Linked DNA regions of Mus musculus: region 1 is linked to region 2. The links are chromatin contacts, found by Hi-C or POLR2A ChIA-PET in ENCODE. All regions are on one chromosome and are shown on one strand. Each heading gives the region's core, a stretch centred on a gene start or an enhancer-like site at or near the end of the contact. The rest is flanking DNA. Distances are from core to core; before and after follow the strand shown. Region 1 holds the start of Cd37 (CD37 antigen). Region 2 holds the start of Kash5 (KASH domain containing 5).

The links. A loop is a pair of places that touch in the nucleus more often than their neighbours do. ChIA-PET counts read pairs that join two places held with the same protein, here RNA polymerase II (POLR2A).
Region 1: a loop to region 2 is called in a map of v-Abl transformed pro-B cells, with 1.9 times the contacts of the local background. The contact joins the promoter of Cd37 here to the promoter of Kash5 in region 2. A Hi-C loop is called at or near these places in 3 of 37 maps with a recorded cell type or tissue (left cerebral cortex and v-Abl transformed pro-B cells). POLR2A ChIA-PET finds 5 or more read pairs at or near these places in 3 of 5 experiments (all embryonic stem cell).

The regions. Positions count from the first base shown.
Region 1 is chr7:45,237,392-45,240,833 of GRCm38, forward strand. It overlaps Cd37 (CD37 antigen), which reads right to left and starts at 1,448. Exons shown (of 8, transcript NM_007645.4): 1 at 1,269-1,448; 2 at 1,109-1,181. The coding sequence starts at 1,337. It overlaps Slc6a16 (solute carrier family 6, member 16), which reads left to right and starts at 3,362. Exons shown (of 13, transcript NM_001324535.1): 1 at 3,362-3,442.
Region 2 is chr7:45,203,350-45,206,846 of GRCm38, forward strand. Kash5 (KASH domain containing 5) reads right to left here and starts at 1,543. Exons shown (of 20, transcript NM_201374.2): 1 at 1,243-1,543. The coding sequence starts at 1,354.

The DNA.
Region 1 (3,442 bases), core at 198-2,697, 34 kb after region 2:
CTGCCTGGGTGGGCCTCTGCTTCTGCCCCACGCTGAGGTGCTTTCTCCTCTCTCTCTCTCTCTCTCTCTCTCTCTCTCTCTCTCTCTCTCTCTCTCTTTCTCTCTCTCTCTCAGAGAAGATTTCTCTGTGTAACAGCCCTGGCCTTCCTGGAACTCTGTACTCTAGGTGGCCTTGAACTCACAGAGATCTGCCCACCTCTGCCTCCCAAGTGTTGGGACTAAAGACATGTGCCACCATGCCCAGCTGAATCCATTTCTTAAACTTTTTGAGGGCAAAGAAATAAAGGATCGATTTCCTGGACTTTCCTTTCCTTTCCTTTCCTTTCCTTTCCTTTCCTTTCCTTTTTTCTTTTTTCTTGAGACAGAGTCTCAGGTAACTCAGGCTGGCCTCGGACTCAGTAGCCAGGGGTAACCTGGAACCTTGTGATCTTCCCACCTACACCTCCCCATGCTGGAATGTCAGGTGTGGGCCACCACATATATCCTAGAATTGTTCTGAGCGAGGTTCGAATGAAAACGCTGTTCAATTCAGCGGTCAATGTGGTGAGTCTGAGTTGCTATGGTTTTGGTGTCCCCTCCTTAAATGGTTTCCTTGTTATTATTACTTTATTTTTGCTCTTCCCCTTCCTGGCTGTGTGACACCCAGCAAAAGACTTCCCTTCTCTGAACCTCAACAAGGGAGAGTCTCTGAGTTCCAGTCCAAAATGAGACACAGGAAGTATTTGAGAAATAGCTATTATTTCTGTTATTACTGTTCCTAACCGCGACCTCATGGTGCTGTGGTTGTTTTGGAGGCAGGACCTCATTATCCAGCCTGGGCTCCAACCCACTGTGTAGTCTAGGATGGCCTGGAACTCCTGATCTCCCACCTCCTGCGTGCTGGGATGACAGGCATGACCGGCTACATCTGCTTTACACTTCCTACTTACCAGCACACATCCAGCTTACTGGCAGTGCCAGTGGGGTGCCAGTCAGAGCTGGAGCCCTACCTGGGAAGATAGTAGCTATTGAGGGCCTCCCCAGGGCGAGTGAGATATCAGGAGATGCCTTGGGGTGGGATTCTGGGTTCAAGTCCAAAGACCCTCCCCTACTGCGCAGCCCCCCTCACCCACAAAGGACACGAAGCTGGTCTTGTCAATGAGGATCCAGGTGCCGAAGCAGAAAATCAGGCCGCCTAGTACCTAGGGGAAGAGAAGAAATGAGGCTAGGGCGGATCAAGGGCCACTGTGGCCCTGGAACCCCGGCTGGGTAGCCATGAGTAGACTCACAAAGAAGAAGAGGTTGAAAACGAAGAGGAAGTACTTGATGAGGCTGAGGCAACTCTCTTGGGCGGACATCTTCGCCTAGATGGGGAATGACCCACTCGAGAAACCCAGACAGAAGAGGTGTTGGCCGCAGGGGGGAAGGGGAATAGTGGGCAAAGAAAGACAGAGACTGAGAGGCACAAAGGAAACCGGCAGAGAAAGAGGAAGTTCCGGGGGGGTGGAGCTCCACCCCGCCCTGTTCATTTAGTGACTGTCAGCGGGGGCCCTATCTTCTTCAGGGTTCCATCGAGTGCACAGCAGTACCTGAGGGTCCTTGGAATATGTGGGTGCCAGGGACACAATGGGTTCCTCGCAGGTGTCCATAGCTCAGGCAGGGCGCACAGGGGCTTCTGATGGACTTCCACTCACGTGGGTCCTGGGACTTCAAGGTTGTTTCTGCAGAGTTCAACCTCACAGACACTCTGACCTCACTGGCTACTGGCTCCGCCCCCTGCACCCTGTGATCTTCTGCTTAGCACCCATTAGCCTCGAGCCACCGCGCTGTCTCTGCCTCTCTGTCTCTGTCTCTCTGGGCCTTTGCGGTCTCTGTCCTGTGTGTCTCTTTCCCTGGGTCTCTCTCTTTGCTCTCTTTCTTCTAGAGCAGGTGCTCCGATGTGCTTGGGGGCCAGGGTTGGACCCCTGGGGAAGTGAAAGGGCTGCAGAGGAGGTGTGACAGTCCCAGGAGTGAGGAGGGCAGCGAGGCAGTGCCTGAATATCCGGTGGAGGAAGTGAACCTCAGATGGCACTTCCTACCTCTGCGGAGAAACCTGAGGGGAGGAGGCCCCAGAAAAGCCAGGCACTGGAGTGGGGGTCACTTGAGCATACCTAGCATCTTCAAAGTTTCCTATGATGTGCCCAGAAAGAAGTCCCTGACACTTGTCAAGTCCCCAGTTCCTCACAGATTTCTAATGTGGGAAGTTCCTATCACCTATCTACCCAAAGCCTAGTTCTCTGGGACAGCAGCTGCCTTCTGAGACATGTCTCATCTATTTTCTTTCTGTATGTGTATTTGTATGTGTTAGTGTGTGTGTGTGTGTGTGTGTGTGTGTGTGTGTGTGTGTGCGCGCGCGCGCCTTTGGAGGCCAGAGGACAACATTGGAAGCTGTTCATCTTTTTTTAAAAAAATTTTAACGATGTGTGTGTGTGTGTATGTCTGCGCCACATGGTGCTTATAGAGGGCAGAAGATAGATAAATTTTCGGGACTGGGCCTCTCCTGCCACAGGCTGTGCTCCAAGGCAGGTTCTGCCATCTCCAATAAGCCAAGTAAAAGAACCAAATTTCTAGAGGAAACAGAAAAAGGTTTACACACAGTGTGGTCACATTTAGAAGGGCACAAAGCGATCTGGTGATCCCCTTCAATTCATTTTTGGGGTCCCTCACTGAGACTGAGGTGTAAATAGAAGGCTAATGTTATGCATGTCTATGCAGTCCACCATGCGGTCCTACCCACCACTGACCCACCATCGTCTGGGCTTCAACCTCAACCTGTGGTCGCCCAAGCTCTTAGAGCCGTGTGAAATCCTATTCAGGGACACGCTAACCATTGGTTGGCATCTTTTCCCTTTCCCAGCATGAGATTCCTAGGGGGAGATTCCCCTTTCTTTGTGCTTCATTGTCCCAATAATCGGACAGATAGGTTGAGACACTTAGCTTATCTTCCCTTCCTCCTGTGGGGTCTGGGATGGAACACCGTTTGGTGGCACATCTGGGCCTCTCATTTGCCAGTTTTTAATTCTTATCTGCTGTCCTTAAAATCCCTAATTGGCCTTTGTGTGTGTGTGTGTGTGTGTGTGTGTGTGTGTGTGTGTGTGTGTGTGTGTTTATTTTGCTCCTGAAAGGGAGGCGTTTAGTAATTAACAGTGGTTTGAAATCAACACGGAATAATTGTGAAGATTAAGTCTTTGCACCATTTCTGCCTGTGGCATCAAGGAATCAAAGCACTGGGGTCACACAGGGGTGGAAGGCTGCGCCCAGAGGCAAAGGCGCTGCGGCGCACGCGCAGTCAGAAGCTGCGAGCACGTGTATGTGCACGCGCACCGGAAGCGCCACAGCAAACTCCTTCGCGTGGGTAGAGGAAGGAGGCGAGACGGGAGCAATAGCGCAGAGACACAGAAAGGGCAGGGAAGGCCTCGTGGGT
Region 2 (3,497 bases), core at 293-2,792:
GGCGGAACTTGTAGGGCAACTACAGATTTCTAAAGTATCAGATAGGACTTGAACACCAAATCTCCACCAAGATTTCAGAGGAAAAGTCTCTGACAGGTTTTTGAGGGAGACTCTGATGGGATATCTAGAAGATCCTAGCGGCTGGCGTGGTGGGCTACACCTGTGATACCAGCACTCAGGAGGCTGAGGCAGCAGGATCCAAGGTTTTGAGTAGAGTCTGGGCAATTTACTGAAGCCCTAGAGAGTCCCTGGAGGGTAGCTTAGTCGTTAAGAGGACTAACAGTTTACTCTTCCAGATAGATATGGGTTGGAATCCCACTACACACATGTGAACTCCTCCTCATCTGCAATTTTAGTTCAGAGGGATACAAAACCACCTGGTCTCCACAGGCACATACCTGACACACATACAAACATGCCGGCAAAATACTCAAAAACAAACAAACAAACAAAAAACCCCAACAACAACAAAAACCAAAAACACCCAAACAAAAGCCAGGCAGTGGTGGTGCACACCTTTAATCCCAGCACGTGGGAACCAGAAGCACACAGGCCAGCCTGGTCTACAGAGAGAGTTCCAGGACAGTCAATGCTACACAAAGAAACCCTGTCTCAAAACAAAAACACCTACCCTACCCACAAAAACAAAATAGATTAAGTGTTAGGTTTCAAAAGTTCTAGAAGATTGCAGTTGGGCACATCTGGGAGAGCTGTAATCCTAAAACTGGGGAATGAGGATCATGAGGTCGTGGCCAGCCTGGGCAGCACTTGGAGGGTCTGTCTCAAACAAAAATAGAAAACAAGCAACAAAAAGCAACCGGAAGTTTCAAGAGTCTGACAGGATTGCCGAAGTTGCCACTAGAATTTTCCTGAGGAAGCCGGTCACGGTGGCGCACGCCTTTAATCCCAGCGCTCGGGAGGCAGAGGCAGGAGGATTTCGGAGTTCGAGGCCAGCCTGGTCTACAGAGTGAGTTCCAGGTCAGCCAGGGCTACACAGAGAAACCTTGTCTCAAAACTTGGGGCGTTTTTGAAGGAGCTGGCAGGTGATGTTACCGGGGAACCTGCCATGAAAGTCGCCACAGGCAGGGCGTACCTGGAGTCGGGACTCAGTTGAGGGACACCAGCGACGAACGGCGGTTGCGAATGTCACGGAAGAGGCGTGTTCACACGCGCCTTTTCCCGCCAGAAATGCAAATGAGCCGGCCTCCTGCAAGTCCCGCCCTCTCAGGCTCTTGTACTCACGCAAGCGCACTCCGAGTGGATGGCGCCCGGGTCTCTCCTTACGAAGACCCTTGAGCTGGCGCATGCGTAGAGCTTCTCGGGAGGATAGGCTGGACCTGAGGATCGAGTGCATGCGCACTAGTGGGGCTAGCGGTGATGGCGCGATATTATCGGCAGCTTTCTTCTGCGGTACAAAAATCCTTTCCTTCTGCTTGACAAAATAGGGCCAAGCAGGAGAGAGTTCAACCGAAGGACTCCCTGTTCATCCTTTTCTTCTTGTCAGTCTTTGAACCAAGTTCTTTCTTTTGGGTCTGGCTCGCCCGCCACTGTCACAATGATGCGCAGTCTGGTCCAGCCTCACTTCCGCTCCATTCCCTCCCCCCCCCCCGCCCCCCGCATTAATAGGTACCCAAGCTGTTTTCCCAAACTATTATAGTTTCTACTTACTGCTTAGCTATGTAGCCCAGGATGGCTTCGGACTTGAAGCAATCACCCTGCCTCAGTCCATGCCTGTGGACTATTCGAACTTTTTTATTATTAAGGGTCCAACAGCCGGGCGTGGTGGTGCACGCCTTTAATCCCAGCACTTGGGAGGCAGAGGCAGGCAGATTTCTGAGTTCGAGGCCAGCCTGGTCTACAAAGTGAGTGCCAGGTCAGCCAGGGCTACACAGAGAAACCCTGTCTCGAAAAAGCCAAAAAAAAAAAAAAAAAAAAACCAAACCAAAAAAGAGTAAAGACACTTGCCACCCATCCCGGTGATCGATCTGAGAAGAATCCCCAGGACCCACATGGTGCAAGGAGGGCCCCTGAATTCCACATGCAGACCCTATCATGTTCACTTTCCTACCCCTTGCTGTTTAAAAACACATGCATGTAATGATAAGGACTGGGCATGTAGCTCAGGGGTACGGTGTTTGACTGAGGGTGCCCTCATTCAATCCCTAGGGCCTAGTGAATTGGGCAGGGTAGTGTACCAGTACTCGGGAGGTAGAGGCAAAAAGTGCAAGGTCTTTCTCACCTTACTGACCATCAGACCCTGTGTGTGCTGTTTAGTTTTTTGTTGCCTTGACAAAAGCCAGAGTCATCTGAAAACCTCAACTGAAAAGTTACCCTGTCAGTAGGCAAGCCTGTGGGGATATTTTCTTGGTTAATGAGTGATGTGGATGGCAGCCCACTGTGGGCAAGACCACCCCTGGGAAGGTGCTTCTGGGTTGTATGAAAAAAAACAAAACAAAACCCTGAGCAAGCTTCAGTTCCTCCTTCGAGCCCCTACCCTGCCTCTTCTCTGTGATGGACTGTGATCTATCACAAGATGAAATAGACTCCCCAAGTTGTTTTTGATCATGGTGCTCACCCCAAGTTGTTTTTGATCGTGGTGCTCACGCACCGCAGCAGTAGAAAGCAAACTAGGACGCCTGGTCTAGATGAAAGGTCTGCCGGGTGTTTTCAGGACAACTTGTGGTGCATTCTGGACCCTGTTAGCTTTGTCCCTATTATCAACATCCATTCCTGGGGCTGGAAACATAGACCACTGTTTAAGAGCAATGGATGTTTTTCCAGAACACCTGAGATGGATTCCCAGCATCCACATTGCAGGCCACTCAGGACACAGAAGCAGGGAGTTTGACTGGGCTTATCCCATACTGCCTCTGGGGTGGATGCTGGGCTGTAAGGAAGTGACATTGCTCCCAGGGTGGGAAAGCCAGAGCTCCTTCTGGGGTCCCAGGCCTGTGACAAGGCCAGGGTTGTGGGGTTCTCAGACTCTTGGAAATCCTGGCACGGCTGGGAGTCCTGGAAGAGCAGGGGCCTGAGGTCTGGGGACAGCATCTAGCCTGGAGCCTGGGGCAGGGGTTGGGGGAGAAGGGGAACTCCAGCTAGTCTCACAGGGATTATTGTCCTTATCTTGGTAAGGGAAGGAGGTTGTGACTGGGAGCGCAGAGAAGCCTTCTATGGGGGAGTGGGTTGTGGCTCTGAAGGTGAAGGCCTTCTTCATGGCTCCCACAGCAGATCTTGATGAAAAGAGACAGTCTATGATTCTAAACAGTTTATTGTCATGGCGGAAAATGGATGTGTAAAATCATACCTCAAACTCAGAAATCCGCCTGCCTTTGCCTCCCGAGTGCTGGGATTAATGGCATGCGCCACCATGCCCAGCTTGACACATTTATGTGCGAAGCATGGCATGTGTTCCAAGTCAGGAGTCTGTGGGTGGGGTGGGGGAGCAGGGAGTCGCCTAAGCCTCAGGTGTGCACAGAGTCTCTGGGTCTGAACTTGCT